Regions from separate parts of the Homo sapiens genome. Here region 2 is linked to region 1. The links are chromatin contacts, found by Hi-C in ENCODE. All regions are on one chromosome and are shown on one strand. The core of a region is the stretch at or near the end of the contact, and the rest is flanking DNA. Distances in the headings are between cores, read along the strand shown.

Evidence for each region. Hi-C counts contacts between places; a loop is a spot of excess contacts on that map. Pooled maps may share reads with other maps.
Region 2: a pooled map shows a loop between it and region 1 (8-fold over the local background). The contact joins the promoter of ADIRF-AS1 here to the promoter of KLLN in region 1. A Hi-C loop is called at or near these places in 5 of 50 pooled maps.

What each region holds. Positions count from the first base shown.
Region 1 is chr10:87,862,254-87,870,057 of GRCh38, reverse strand. It overlaps KLLN (killin, p53 regulated DNA replication inhibitor), which reads left to right and starts at 6,525. Exons shown (of 1, transcript NM_001126049.2): 1 at 6,525-7,804. The coding sequence starts at 7,571. MLDHR (mitochondrial lactate dehydrogenase regulator) reads right to left here and starts at 6,499. Exons shown (of 1, transcript NM_001433720.1): 1 at 6,404-6,499. The coding sequence starts at 6,499. The coding sequence ends at 6,404. It overlaps PTEN (phosphatase and tensin homolog), which reads right to left and starts at 6,433. Exons shown (of 9, transcript NM_000314.8): 1 at 5,510-6,433. The coding sequence starts at 5,588. RefSeq lists silencers at 6,139-6,278, 6,369-6,678 and enhancers at 7,279-7,458, 7,709-7,798.
Region 2 is chr10:86,967,491-86,975,294 of GRCh38, reverse strand. ADIRF-AS1 (ADIRF antisense RNA 1) reads left to right here and starts at 4,055. Exons shown (of 2, transcript NR_170185.1): 1 at 4,055-6,253. ADIRF (adipogenesis regulatory factor) reads right to left here and starts at 6,813. Exons shown (of 3, transcript NM_006829.3): 1 at 6,690-6,813; 2 at 5,033-5,095; 3 at 4,380-4,819. The coding sequence starts at 6,750. The coding sequence ends at 4,713. It overlaps LOC124902474, which reads right to left and starts at 3,890. Exons shown (of 3, transcript XM_047426123.1): 1 at 3,731-3,890; 2 at 2,038-2,182; 3 at 480-1,126. The coding sequence starts at 3,890. The coding sequence ends at 1,015. AGAP11 (ArfGAP with GTPase domain, ankyrin repeat and PH domain 11) reads right to left here and starts at 4,959. Exons shown (of 11, transcript NR_171046.1): 1 at 4,380-4,959. RefSeq lists silencers at 3,578-4,127, 5,709-6,003 and enhancers at 3,326-4,525, 4,362-5,113, 5,114-5,867, 7,374-7,804.

The DNA.
Region 1 (7,804 bases), core at 5,276-7,775:
TTATCATCCCCATTTTACAGATAAAATAGATTGAGAAAATCTAAATAACCTACTCAAAGTCATCCAGCTACTAAATGGAAGATCCAGGATTACAAAACAAGCAGTCTGGCTCCAGAGCCCACACTGCCTCCCTAAAATCTAAAATGAAACAATGTATATATGCTTAAAAGTATAGATAAACGTAATACTCAAAATTTTAACATAATTTAAAATAGATCTGACCATATTTAAAAACTATAGAACAATATTCTCTAAGGTAGTCTTTTCTTTAAAGAAACAAAAATTCGTTTTTTAATAAATATTAAGATAAAAGGTTTGCTAACTTTGTATACACATACACACACAGAGAAATCAAACACTGGTTAGATTCACTGTTCATATTTGAAGTGGTGAGTACTGATAATAATTATGTGTATAATTACTTAAAATATAATGTGTAAACAGTCTTCTTTTTCACACTATGTGGAGGTCAAGAAAATTCTTTTGATGGCAGGTACAGCTACAATATCCATCTCTCAATATTCTCAACACTGGCCAGGCGCAGTGGCTCACGCCTGTAATCCCAGCATTTTGGGAGGCCGAGGCAGGCGGATCACTTGAGGTCTGGAGTTTGAGACCAGCCTGGCCAAGGTGGTAAAACCCCATCTCTACTAAAAGTACAAAAACTATCTGGGCGTGGTGGCATGCACCTATAATCCCAGCTGCTTGGGAGGTTCAGGCAGGAGAATCGCCTGAACCTGGGAGGCAGAGGTTCCAGTGAGCCGAGATCCTGCCACTGCACCCCAGACTGGGCGATAGAGCGAGATTCCATCTCAAAAAAAAAAAAAAAAAAAAAAAAATTCTCAACACTGCCAAAAAGTAATGCCTTGAAGATGTCCTAATACCTTGAAGATGTTCACACATGTCCCAATGTCAACTGTTGCAAATGAAGAATCTGCCTTAACTATACAGAACTAAAACTTCCCAAATAAAATTAATTCACCCTTAAATTATGTTACTCTTCTTATATTTGCCGATACTTATTTATTCCAGTGCAAATTATTTTAAAAGAATTAAATTGCTAATACTTCCTCTGCAACCAATGAAAAAAATTCAAAAAACTAAGGGAAAGGTGAATAGTCAAGTACAATATACTAATTTCACCTTTCTTGGCAAATTATTTTACATTAGTGAATGCATATACTCAATATGTACAAAGAGAATCACCAAACACAGACCAATATACTTTTAACCACCTATGGAAGAACGTATATGTGGCAGTAATGCACCCTATAAAAGACTTACAGTTATCAGTTTGCTCAGCAAAGCCTTACCAATTTAAGGTTAGTCTAACCTCAACATTATTCTCTCTGATAAGCAACTAAATTAATTTCAAAGCTACCAAATAGAAAGCAATTGTAAAACAGAACTGACTGACCCCAGTCTCACAAATTTCCTAAGTCACTATCTTCAGAACAAATCCTAACATCTTTTCTTAATGAATTCAGGCCACAAGATGAATTCTTCAATGCTGACTGTGAAAATCAAGTTTAACAGAAAAAATGAAGAAAAAGGTAACAAGATTAAGAACTAATGGGTTCCATGTAATAAAACTTCTGAACTGTTTGTTTAACCCAACGGTTTCTACAGAAAAAAAAAAATACATTTCTTAAGCTATGTTAATATTACATTTTCTGGAAGCTAAATCCTTGTAGTATGGCAGAGGCCTCACATTTCAATTAAGCAGAAAATTGTCATATGCATGCAACACTTCTACAATTCTCTTTACAAACTCTGAAGTCACACACAATATCAATAATAAAAGTGATTTCCTAAGCTTTCGTCTTACTTAAAAGATTGAGATGAAAATTTAAAAATAGCACGTTTACTTCAAGTGAATTAATGTTAAAACTTTGTGAAGTGAATTTCCCATAACAAATACTCCTCCATTAAAAGTCACTGAAGTGATTACTTCAGAAGCGGCTTAAAATATTTTTTTAAGTGTTGCGCTATCACCAAATGAACAAACAGCAAATGGAGGCAAATTTCAAAATAACATTAGAAAATAAGAATTGAAGACTTCTTCACTTCCAAAAAGTAAGCCATTTCATAACACTAAGAAGTTTATGTATTTTATGTGGCTATGAGAAAGCAGATGCACTGTTCCATACAAAAATTAAAATATCACCAGTTGCCTTTCCCATGTTATTAAAAATAAAATTCTAAAAAGGTAATAAAGGAATCTTTCTTTACTATCTTCTAAAACTAAGTTTAAAATGAAGGTGGTTATACCTCACCATATTTTATTATCTTTAATCATTTAGTATTTACTTAGTATATTATAAGCAATGTAAATCTGCATTGATGACTATACTGCTGTGCAAACTTTTACACTGGCAGCAATAAAATTCCTTTTTCCTCATATAAACTGTACATTACTCCTTTCAGTTGTGCTTTACACTTGAATAAGCACTATGAAAAATGAAGTTTGTAAGTTATCATACAGCAATTAGGTGGTCCAGTCATGTTTTTCAGGAAATATAACTTAGCAGATACAAAACAATGTAAAATAAATGTTGTGAATAGAATACTTTTTAAAACCCTCATGATTAATTTCAGTAATCACTTACCTTGAGGTAATTTAGGTAACTTCAATAGTCACTGTACTCTCTACAAGTTAAAAGTATTCCCTGTGAACATTTATTTGAAAAGAGGCAAATCTACCAAACAATAAAAATACAACAGAAGCCTAACGTTTCCACATACCCTAAATACACTTAATTTTTCTATAGTCTCAAATTCAGCACTATATTTCAGACTAATATTAAGCATATAACCCTACTAACAAATTTTTAGAATAATTTAATTTTGCGATAATATTTTAAAACTGAATTATTGTCCTCAATTTTCCTCGGAGAAATGGCTTCATTATTAATCTTTCTTTATCAGATAAAAATACTCCAATCACTACTTTCATAAAGGAATTTAACTTTTCACAGGTTAGTTACTGAAATAAATACTACAACATGTCAAAGACAAAGTCTTCAATGACAATTTTAATGCCTTCCCACTCCAATAAACAGAAAACATTAACGTGAAAACAAGCAAACCAAGTACGTTGGAATATCAAAATTATTGGGAGTGCAATTATCAAAAAAGCAAGCACTTCACTGACTTTCCTTACTGACTTTTTTTCATATCAACTTTTGGCTCAATAAAACCACAACTCTAGAAATTAAGTGTTATTAGTCATTTGACGCAATATTTGATACTGCTTTCTATGCATATCATAACTAAAAGTACAGTTTTAGAGAAAGTTTTAAGTCACACAAATTTCATGTGTAGAGACCAACATACGCTGAAATCAAAGAAAATGCCAGTCATGTCACAGCTCACATGTAAAAACCTGGTAAAATAATTTTAAGGTCTTAATAACCCTGATAATTTAAAATCAAGTGGGAAAAGTAAAAGTAGTGTGTTATGTACTTTAAGTGCTGAAAGAAATCTGTCTCCCAGACAGCATTCAATTATTTTCTTCAAAGGCTTTTTTTTCAAAGTTACATAAACATTTAATTTTTTGTTCCTATATATTTGGATGACTGTCAGTAATTCATGCTAATAGTAGACTGCTTTGGAAGTCACAAAAGAATTTTTCCATAATTATCTTCTGGGCAAGCGGGTCCAGTTTAGCCTTAGTAACATTCTCAATTAATGTCAACTTCAAAATTTGCAAATACTCTTTTAAAATAATATTTTTGGCTTAACAGAAAACTAAATTTTGGGAAGCTACTTCTTCAGTAAGTTTTACATTCATTTCAAAACAAAAACTTGGGCAAAATTAACTGTGCACATTTATATGCAGCTAACATAATCCAACGGAATAAAACCTCTCCCGATATAAACGCTGTCTTAAAAAAAAATATTCCCCACAATTTTTAGCAGGACATATAGACACTGTAGTGTCACTCTACCTTTAGACAAAATGCAACTGACATTTGCTAAGAAATAACTTTTATTAAAAATACTGTGCTAGTACTTATGCAATTACATAATTTTAACTAAATATTGTCCACTGCCACAATTCGCATTACCAAACTCATATTACCAAATTTTAGGCCTTGATAGAGCCTAAATGCTTCAGTCACTTCAGACCAATAACTTAATTCTGTTTTCACATACCTTATACACTGGCCTACCAATAGCTCTCAATTCCTGTCAATACTTTCCCCATTCTGCAAAAAGAGGGCCCCATCCCCATCCCTAATCAAAACCAATGTGTTGTACCTGAAACTGCAAAGATTAATGCTTTTCGATGACCACTAACTTTTGAAGCCCGAAGGCCTAACTTTTAGACAACTAAAGCTACACACTGTTAAAATTCTTGGGCTTCTGTCTTATTCAGCAAGCTGACTCAGTAAATTTAATACACTGTATGAAAAAAGCTAACATACCTACAATCTAAAGCTGGAGTAAACCCCTCTTGCCAGCATTTCTAGATATTAGCTGGTAAAATACAACTGACATTCTACACAAATCAGTAAAATTAACGATACCAAAAGGTGTCAGAGGACCTGAAACCTAAAAACGGTGAGCAGCAATTCTGGCATCACAACAATACTTAAATTTCAAGCATGAACTGAAGTTTTATTTCTGCAATCTTCACTTGCTACACACAATACCCTTGAACCTACACATTACCATCTGGGATCAGAAACTACTCAATATCCATTCTATGTTTATGACAAGAGCACTGAACATTAAATGCTACTGAAGTGCAAATTTCAAGCACTATCCTACATCACCCCATAGGGAGAGAAAAAGGTAAATATAACAAAGATCTAGTAAGAACGCCTTATAAGGTATATTATGGCACTATTGACTTCAAACTACAAAACTTCTACATACAGTTCAAAGTTGTAGGTAACTTAAGTTTAAACATTAACAAAACTACTTTTTGCCCTCAATGTGCACCATATATACTGAAAATGATTCTGCTTCTAAAGTTATGCAAATCAGTCATATTTTAAAAGAATCTATCAATGCAACTCAGGAAACTAAAACAATCACTGCAAGATTCTGATGCAATATGCGTACGTGCAACACTAATTTTCATTTTATTCTGATCTAAACCCTTGATCTAGGGCCTAAGCCAAGATTTAATCGAAATATGCTCAACCTCAAAAAGCGTCTACTTTTTTGTTCATTTAGGAGACCGGATTACCGAGCTCGCTAATCCACTAACAGTGTACTGTATTCTGTATTAACGGACAATAGCCCTCAGGAAGAGACCATATAGATAGCCTAAGAAAGCAATCGGTGGCTTGACACTTGCAACCAGGCAAGAGTTCCGTCTAGCCAAACACACCCTAGGTTGAATACACAGAAAGGAAACACAAAATATATGACCTAGCAACCTGACCAGGGTTAAATGTTATAGTCACCCAAACTACGGACATTTTCGCATCCGTCTACTCCCACGTTCTAAGAGAGTGACAGAAAGGTAAAGAGGAGCAGCCGCAGAAATGGATACAGGTCAAGTCTAAGTCGAATCCATCCTCTTGATATCTCCTTTTGTTTCTGCTAACGATCTCTTTGATGATGGCTGTCATGTCTGGGAGCCTGTGGCTGAAGAAAAAGGAGGAGAGAGATGGCAGAAGCTGCTGGTGGCGGGGCTTCTTCTGCAGGATGGAAATGGCTCTGGACTTGGCGGTAGCTGATGCCCCTCGCTCTGCCGCCGCTTGGCTCTGGACCGCAGCCGGGTAATGGCTGCTGCGGCGGCTGCTGGATGGTTGCAGCGACTGGGCCTGCTTCTCCTCAGCAGCCAGAGGCCTGGCAGCGGCGGCAGCGGAATGGGGAGAAGACGAATAATCCTCCGAACGGCTGCCTCCGCCGGCGGCCTCCGGAGCCCGGGCCACGGGGGGTGCGGCGGCGGCGCACGGGAGGTTTAAAACCGGCCCGGGTCCCTGGATGTGCCAGCCGCCGCCGCCGCCGTGTTGGAGGCAGTAGAAGGGGAGAGACCAACTCTCCGGCGTTCCCAGCCCTGGAAATGGTGACAGGCGACTCAGACCCCCTCCCTGGAGCTGCAGCCGCCGCGGCCGCCGCCGCCGCCGCTTCTCCCCCCCGCTCCAGGAGCGGGAGGTGCCGCCGCCGCCGCCGCGCCTCAGCCGGCTCCCGCCCGAGCCCACGGCTTCCACCTTCCCTTTCAGGAGAAGCCGAGGAAGAGGCTGCACGGTTAGAAAAGACGAAGAGGAGGCGAGAAACGCCGCCGCTGCCGCCGCCGCAGGCCGGCCGGCTCCCCGAGGGCGCTGCCCCCGCGGCTGCTCACAGGCGCTGAGAGGGGCTCCGGGCCGCGGCCGCCGCCGTCTCTCATCTCCCTCGCCTGAGCCCGGCCTCGCCTCACAGCGGCTCAACTCTCAAACTTCCATCATGGCTGCAGCTTCCGAGAGGAGAGAACTGAGCGCAGTCGCGTCCCAGCGCCGAGCGCGTATCCTGCCGCAGCGCATAAAGAGTCCCGCCACATCACCGCCCGCCGGCCTGCCCGCCCCCTCCGCCGCCGCGCCGGGAGCCCGGGCGCCTCGGAAGACCGAGGGGAGGCGGGAGGCGAGCGAGAGGCGGACGGGACCGCGCCGGGCGAGGGGAGGGCAGGGCAGGGCAGGGGGCGGTAGGAGGGGGCAGAGCGGTAGCTCTGGGTGCGAGCGCAGAGTCCCCAAGCCGCAGGCTCTACTGAGCATGCCCAGTGTAGCTGCCTGGGGCTTGCTCGGGCCGGTTCCCAGCCGCCAGCCTGCAGCTGCACTTGCTGCGGCTTTTGCAGCAACGCGAGGCGAGGATAACGAGCTAAGCCTCGGCCTCTGCCCAGAAACCCAGCCGGAGGCAGGGTAGGCTGTTGTGGGGCGGGGGTGGAGGACTGATGATGAAAGCTGAGATGGGTGCGTTGAGCAGTGTCACTGACTCGAGTCTGAGGTTACCTGTGCACAGGTGAAAAGGACCAGGTGACCACGCTGCTCAGTGTAGAGGGAAATGCAGGGACGGTCCCTGCAAGGGGAATACCCTCCCCCCTTGCCTCTACCCCTAGATTTCCGCGGCGTGGACTGCATTCGCTCTTTCCTTTTGCACCGCTGTCGGATCACAATCGTTCGCAGAGATTTGACTGTAACAGCCTTTGCCTAGAGATTCCCCCTTCCCCCAAATCTGTGTCCTCATGGTGTCAGTCTTAGCACAAAGAGCAACCTGCTATTGTGTCGCCAGCGTGTATCACCTCATCCGGCTCCCTTGCAGCGCCCCACCTCTCGCTTCCCCGGTAACTCGGCTCGTTTGCCCTAAAAATGAAAGCTCTCAGCCGAGCGTGCTGAACGTGAACACATAGCCGTTGAATTTCAAGGGCCCAAAGGGCACCTATCTAAATGAACTGAAAGAGGATCCCTGTGAGTGGGACGCACCCCGCAGGCCTCTCCTGCGCCCGCTCCGGTGCCCCCAAGAGAGTCGAGCATCTTTCCCCTCGGGCTCCAGGTCGGTTCGCGGCGTCGGAGTCAAGCTCGGTTCTCAGAGACCACCTAGCCCCGCCCCCCCTTGGCCGCCGTGAAAACCCGGCAGGATGGATCGCCCGGGGCCAGGCTCCGCGCGCCCCGGCCGGACCGTGCACGTTTGGGGTTACCGGGTTGAGTGGAAAGTACGGAACGGTAGGAAGCTGCAGCCCAGCGAGTGGGCGGGGCGAGGAGACCTAGGAGGGTTCAAAAGGAGGTGGAAGGATACACGGGCCACAGTCGGAACTACTTTCCGAAGGAGGTCACGTGTGTCCCTAGTTGGGGAACTTTCCAAATTCCCACTC
Region 2 (7,804 bases), core at 2,806-5,305, 890 kb after region 1:
TCATGGACCCATTACCCAGTTATAGAAATTATTAACTCAGATATCAGATGTCTTATCTCTGTAAACATTTATCATCTTTAACTATTTCATTCTTGAGAAGACTCTGGGCTGGGTGCGGTGGCTCACACCTGTACTTCCAGCACTTTGGGAGGCCAAGGCTGATGGATCACCTAAGATCAGGTATTTGAGACCAGCCTGGCCAAAATGGTGAAACCCCATCTCTACTAAAAATACAAAAATTAGCCAGGCGTGGTGGCAGGCACCTGTAATCCCAGCTATTCCGGAAGCTGAGGCAGAAGAACTGCTTGAACCTGGGAGGTGGAGGTTGCAGTGAGCGGACACTGTGCCACTGCACTCCTGCCTGGGTAACAGGAGTGATACTCTGTCTCAAAAAAAAAAGAGAGAGAGAGAGAGAGAGAGAAGACTCTGCAGGACTAATTCTAACCAACCAAGAGATAGCAGAAAATATTCAGCAGAAGGAATGGCAAACAGCTTTTAATATCTTCAATTGCAGATCCAAGACAAAAACAAAGGTGTGGTTCAGGGCTGAGGAATGGAATGCAACTCTACGTGTTTTCACAATGTAGAAATGGGACAAGTAACATTTTTTAAAAAGGCGGCGGAGGGAGAGAAGGGGAGAGGAGGTGAAAGTGGAAGAATCTGCACCCTGCCTCATGTGTAGTCTGATGGGGGTCAAAGCTGAGAACTCCAGCGGTAGACGTTTGGGAGATTACATACAAAGAAGCTCATCCTACGGACTGAAAATGGGGATGAAGAAGAAGAGGGAGGAAGGAACGCCATCCAGAGAAAATGGTTTAAGGGAACACCTCCACCTGAAAATGCAGTCATTTGTAAGTGGAACCACAATGTAATGTTAGTGACTGTGTGTTTGGCTAGATGGGGAACTGGAATTTGGAGAATTAGGAATTATGTGTGGCATTGCTAATGGAAGAATTGATCTCTGGAGGACTGACTGACACCCAATAGGTGTAGTGTGGCCACAATCCTTCCTCCTCAGCCAGTCTGGGCTGTACTTGCTCCATGAACCTGGTGGAGACAGGCCTGGGCAGTATAAGCTCCCAAGGGCTCCTCTGGTGAAGCTGTCCTCACAGGGTTAACAAGCATTCTACACAGAAATATAGTTATAATTAAGCATTAACAGTTATAATTAAAAATTAACAGTTATAATTAAGCATTAATGAGGCTGTGCTTTAACTAAATTCCTTCTATAGAACTTCCCGTGGCACTGTATACTGACCATCTGCATCCCCACTGTTCCCACAGTTCGGCTTTCTGATGTTAGAATCATAGGCTTTTGTTTAGGAATTCCTTAAAACGTTTTTTTCGTTTGTTTTTTCAGTTTTTTTTTTTCCGAGACAGAGTCTCACTCTGTCGCCCAGGCTGGAGTGCAGCGGCACCATCTTGGCTCAGCAACCTCCACCTCCCAGGTTCAAGCAATTCTCCTGCCTCAGCCTCCCAAGTAACTGGGATTACAGGCGCACGCCACCAAACCCGACTAATTTTTGTATTTTTAGTAGAGACAGGGTTTCACTATGTGGCCAGGCTGGTCTCGAACTCCTAACGTCAGATGATCCGCCCACCTTGGCCTTCAGAGTACTGGGAAAACAGGAATGAGCCACCGCATCCAGCCTAAAATGTTTTTCAGATTCCAAATTCCAGTGAAACAAGTGACCCCAACCAGTTTGAACAGCCCAGAAGAACATAATCAGCATGAGAATACAGTTTTTTCATCTCCCTGGCCCCATGACTTCACTCCGCACTCTTCAACAAATCAACAATCTCCACACTTTGGCCTGCTCTAAAACTCTTAAGAACCCTAACCCCAAACTTCTCGGAGAGAGATTTGAGGTTTTCTCCCATCTTGTCTGGCAGCCCTGCGACTAAACCTCTTTCTTCTGCTGCAACCCGGTGTTTCGGGTGTATGGACTTGCCCTGCCATCAGGCAAGGGACCTATTACAGAGACACTGGCTCTGTGCCCTCTGTGTCCCAGACATGGTTCAAAAGGCAAGTCCCACCTGGCCCTGCCCTCCAGGGCTCCTAGTGTCGGGGGAGCAGAGGCACACAGGAACAGGCAATTGCACAGCGCCACCGGAGCACCAGCTCCATGGGGCTGGGGCAATGTGGAAGGGGCTGCATTGCAGAGATGGTTCCATGGTAAACCTGAAAATGAGAACTCACTGTCATCCATCAGGAGAACAAAAGGATGGTCCTCCATGCAATCATTTAGCCAGTGCTGCCTGAGCACCGCAGAAGACACAGAGCATGCACTAAAAAGGGACTGGTTACAGCCCCATGAACCACCACTATGGAGAAGCACACATGAAGGCTCATTGTGACTCTAAAAAGGAGGTACAGGGGGTGTGAGAATGTGTCACCAGGGGCCTGATGCATATTGTGTGTGTGTGTGTGTGTGTGTGTGTGTGTCGGCACACCCAAGGCCGCTGAGACCTGACGTTTGGAAGAGCAATAGGCAAGGGTGATTTATGGAGAGTATGCCAGGCAGAAAATGCCGCAGGTGTGAAGATACCGAGGCAGCAGGAGCATGATGGGAAGGTCAAGGTGGCTGAGATGGAAGGGAGGGGGTGTTGTGGGAACAGGCTGGAGGTCTGGGAGGCTCTGCCCTCATCAGCAGGTGGGCTTTTCCTTAGACTTGTTCCTCAGACTTGTTCCTCCTGTGGTTCCAAGTGGCTGGTTCTAGGGTTCCTTTCCAGCCACAAGGTGTCCAGAGGAAGATGAAGGGCGGCTTTTTTTTTTTTTTCTGAGACAGGGTCTCACTCTGTTGCCCAGACTGAGTGCAGCGGTCCTCGACCTCCCGGTCTCAAGTCATTCTCCCGCCTCAGCCTCCCAAAGTGCTGGGATTACAGGCTGAGCCACCATGCCCCGCCTTCAAGACAAGAAAAGCCTTTTCTAGAAGACTCCTGGCCTCAGGCCTGATCTCTCTCCTTGGCCGCACCTGGGTCGCACTTAAGGCGATCACTCACAAGGAGAACAAGTGAAAAGTCCCTTGGGATTCATCCCTGAGTCATAGGGGAATGATGCACACCAGAAGGATGCTGGGCTCTGCCAGTCCAGCCCCACCAGCCTCCTGGAGTGGCCCTGAGGCCGGCTCTCCAGACCCTAGGACCTGCTCCTGGAGGCAGGGGCTCCTGGAAGCGCCCCTGACACTGCTCCGGGTGTCTCTTCAAGGACTTTCCCACATTCTACAAAGAAACCTTTTGGGGACAGTCAGCAACATGTAACCGATAGTGGAACCAGGGCAGCCCTGGGTTAAGGGTGGTAGACACGTGCCCCGCGAGGGAGATCTCAGACTGGAGAAGGGAACGGCCTCCTAGGCAGACCTGTACTGCAGCATCTGGACTGGCAGCCAGGTTGGGGACTTCGTCCCCTGCTGGGAGGCCGGGGAAGGCAGGGAGCGCGCCTTGAGTCCGCTGACTAAATCGCCTCAGAACTGGGAAGCACCGCGTAGTCGGTACCTTTCAACAGAAACGCAGAGGCCACTGGCGCGCAGGAGGAGGCGACTGCAGGTGGAGGTAGTACCGGGGTAAAGACATGGAGCGGGTGGACGGGAACCGCTAGGGGCCCGCTGGGGCGTGAGGGGCGCGGGGAGGAAAGGGCCGCAGCAGCCCACGCCCCGCGCCAGGGCCAGGCCTCATCCGGCGCTCAACCAGTGCCACGTTGAGTCACCTACTGGCAAGGCATACACCGTACCGGGGCCACACGCGTGGACACGTGCCGGGGGGGTGCTGGGAACACCAGTCCATCCGGAACCCACTAGACAAAACCTTCCAGGGCCGGAGGTTACCGGTTTGTCCCGAAAGGAAGTGGTGTGGAAGGGAGGGGTCTCCCGCACGCGAGCGCGCACGTGCATGCCCCCCCCACAACCGTGCTTCGTTCTCACGTGCACGGCCCCGTGCCCCGAAGCCCCTCCCCGGGGAGTGGCGGGGCGGGACCCCGCCGGGCGGCAGCGCCCCACTCAACAAAGCTTCCCGCGGGCCCTGCCCCATGACTCACCGCTGGGTGGGGCGGGCACGCAGGCAACCCGCGGGCCGAGACGGGGTAGTGAGGGCCGGAAGCCCGGCTCCCGACTCCGCTTCGTCCCCACAACCTCCGGCCGCCTGAAGTCCTGAGGGGCCGTGGCCCTGGGTCGTCTCCCCTGTTCCCAGCCTCCAGTCGCAGCTGGCGGAGAGAAGTTCCCGAGGCCCCCCCGACTTGCAAGGTCCCTTGCCCCGCCCAGAGCTGAGCCTTCCGAGGATCTGAGGACCGAGTCCAGCCCAGCTCCCAGGAGGGGCCGGGATCCTGGGGCAGGGAATAAGGGGCAGGGGCTGGCTCTAAAGTCGGGCGGGAGAGGGGCACTAACCGAGATGGGGGCTGAGCCTCCGGTCTGGGAGCTTCGGGAGGCGCGTGGCGGGATGGAAAACATTCCTGAGACCGTTGGATTGGATTTCCGAATTTGGGAGGCTAGGACTCCGGCTACGGTGGCTCTGCTCTTGGGATGAGAGGACTGGGCCCAGCTTGCGAGGAATCATGAAGTGGACACAGGGTGGGAACGTGAATTTTAATGAGGGGGCAGACCGAGGAGGTGGTGGCTGCCCGGAGATCAGGGCCAGGCTGTGCTAGATGGCGCCTGGAAGGGGGGTCACCCAAGTCTCCCTGCTGTCATTTCAGGAGGCCGACCCAAGTCTCCCTGCTGTCATTTCAGGAGGCCGAATTTTTTCCCAATCCCAGAGAAGGTGTCAGAGGCCTGGTTAGCAGTCTTGTCGATGGTTTCCTGGGTGGTCTTGGCCAGCTGGTCCATGGCTGGGGAAGGGCGGGAGAGAGGGCAGGTCAGGCAGGGCCCGGGAACCACAGTGCCTGTAGGCTTAGCCTGGCCTGGGTCTCCCGGGGGACCTGCTTGGGGCATTGTGGACAGAGGGCTCTGCAGAGGAGAGGATGTGCCTGGGCCCCAGCCGGGATGGGGCGGGGAGTGGGAGGTGTGCTGGGGTTGCCCGCCTCCCTCCAGCCCCACCAGACCTTTCTGCCCCGCCTCTGTGGCCTGGTCCACCACTTGCTGAGCTGCCGCTCCGGCCGCTGACACTGGAACAGAGAGATGTGGCTTTTAGCCCCTGTTGAGGCACCACCGACTACAGGTGCCCCACCATTGCCATGCCTCTGTGTCCTCCAGAGTATTCGGTGGTACAGGTCCAAGGGATGGATGCCATGGAGATAAAGTCCCTGGCCCAGGGCCCCCCAGCCCGAGGGGCAGGAGACCTTTCCATGCCTCTGGGATGTTTTTGTTTATTTCTAACTCTGAGCTCCTTCTCTGTGGGGGAGGAGCTTCCCTTTCCATCTCCAGGGCTACTGAGAAAATGTTGGACAGAGGAAGGAAGGCAGGGCAGGGCCAGGCTGCAGCTAGCATCTGGACTGTTGGCTAATGCTGGTGATGGCGCAGAAGACCCTTGCCCCCTTTTACAGCTTCTCCCCTAGAAGCCTGGCCCAGATGCCTGAATTCCCACCTTTCATGCACTTAGCCCTGGGGCTTGCAGTTTTGCCAGGTCCTTACTGCCTCCTCCCTCCTGTGGCCTGCCCGGAGGGGCACACAAGCAAAGCCAGTGCCTCTGTGGACAGGCAGCTTAAGACATTAGGAGACAAATGAAGGAAGGAGGCAAAACTTCCAAGGCCGGACTATCTCCTCTGGACCAGAGTTTCGGCCTGCTGGGAATGGAGTCACCAGCCCCGGGGGGGCTGACAGGTGGCTCCCGCCTACAGAGCTGTAACTCATCCCTGCTGCTGAACAGGAAAGGGCCTGCCTTACCCAGATCCCATCCTCCGGAAAGGGTTAGTCAGGCAAGTGTGCTGAGAGGCCCCTGGGAACCTCGTCTCGATTAACCCATCAGAAAGCAGCCCATCCTTTGCACCCAGCTCTCAGATGGAAAAGTGAAGCCCAGAAGGAAGGGACCTGACACGGAGGCTTCCTTGGTAGCATTTCAGTCTCAAGGGAAGAACTGTGGGCCTCCCCTGGAGCACTGGTGAAGTAAGGGGTTGGTTTGGATATTGTCTCCTGACTGGGATATGGGCAGGACTGACAGGGAGCTGGAGTCCTAACGAAGCCTGGGCTAGGTGCAGGAAGAACCAACCCAGTGGTCTCCTGACATCTCCCACGCCCCCACCGCAGCTGGGTCACCTCCAGAATACGGAGGAGAGAGCTGGAGGTGGAGGAACTAAGGACCTTCTTTGCCAGGTGGGGACTTAAAGGTAAGGCGACGATTACTTTTCGGCGATGGGGGTGGGATGGAAACAAAGCCCTTTGAGGTCTGGGGCAGCCTCTGGTGGCGCGCGCGGGTTTAAGTGGTGGCGGGCCGCGCCCGATCCCTGTCCTGGACCTTCACCCTCTCCTGAGGGCCTGGGCGGGCCGCCCAGCGCCAGCATGGCCTCCTTGGAGGGGCTCCCGCAGTGCCCGCAGCGCAGCTCCGGCTCCTCCGGAGCCTCTGTTCCGCTGCCTCCCTGCGGGCACCATCTGTCTGCTCGCCGGGGTGGGCGTTCTGCCTGCCCCCTGCGTCTCAGTGGAGGACCGAGCCTTCCGAGCCAAGCTGCCGGTCCAGGAACTTGCGGACCGCGCCGACCCGCTGCTTCTGCCTGCGCATCCACGCAGGTGCCCCTGCCTGAGCCCTAGGTCGCGCGCTATCCTCACCGGCTTCCTGGGCGGTCCCCTCCACCTGTTGCTTCAGGTCCTGCAAGCCCTTGCTTGCCATGGCTTCGGGGTATCTGTGGAGTCGTCAAGAGCAGCTGGAGCGACGTTGGATCCTGCCCAGAGTGGCGATGCCAAGCGCCAGCTCCGGTTTTTAAGGCGCCCCAGGGCTGGCCTGCCCCGCGTAGGGGAGAGGGCGCGGGGCGGTTCCCGTCATACAGGCTCCGGGGAGTGGCCGGGCCCTGCTCCAGAGTCCGCAGGGCAGGGAGCACATCCTGGCCTAAGACGGGCCGCGGTGGGAAAGGGGCAGACCGAACCAGGGACCGAAGAGGTGCCAGGACAGGGGTCCAGAGAGGAGCTGGAGGCAGGAGAAGGGCGCACACCACCTCCCAGCTCATCAGCCCCAGCCCTCCCTTTCTGATCCTGGGCGTGAGCGCTGGGTCAGCTCCAGGGCAGGAGCTCAGGGCTGGTGTTGACCTTAATGACAGCAGTGGTCTTTTACTGAGCATTTGTCTTGTGCCAGGTGCTGCCTAACGCTCTGCAGTCTCTTGTATAATCTTTACAACCACCTCCTGAAGTGGGTATTTTTGTTGATAGCATCAGTGTATAGGAGGAAACTGAGGCAGTGAGGTCGGTCTCACCCAAACGCATGTGGCAGGGACTTGGATCCTCGAATCTGCCTAGGTGCCTGTAAACCCTAGGGCTCTGGCATCATCGGAGCCCCCAGCCCCAAACAGCTGCAGGGGCACTGCTGACTGGCTCTCTGCCTGTAGCCAGAGACCCAGTGGATGCAGCCGGAGAGGGCCTGGTAAATCTTTCCCCTGAGAGGGCGAGATACAGGTGTGTGCACTTGCAGACCATGCAACCCCAAGGGGGAGAGGGCAGTGTGCCTGTGCAGCCCAGGCAAGGAGATTGCCGTCTGTCACCGAAGCCTTAGGAAGTTGGGCAGGAAGCATGGCTCAGGGAGGGCAGGAATAAGCTTGGGCCTCTCAGGTCACCTTTCCTGAGATGGGGCAGGCAAGGCGCTAGAGAGTATGACTTGTGGCTGTTAGGAGGGGACTTAGGGACCTGGGCCTGAGTGGAGAAGATCATCCTTGGGTGCAGCAAAACAGCTTGCA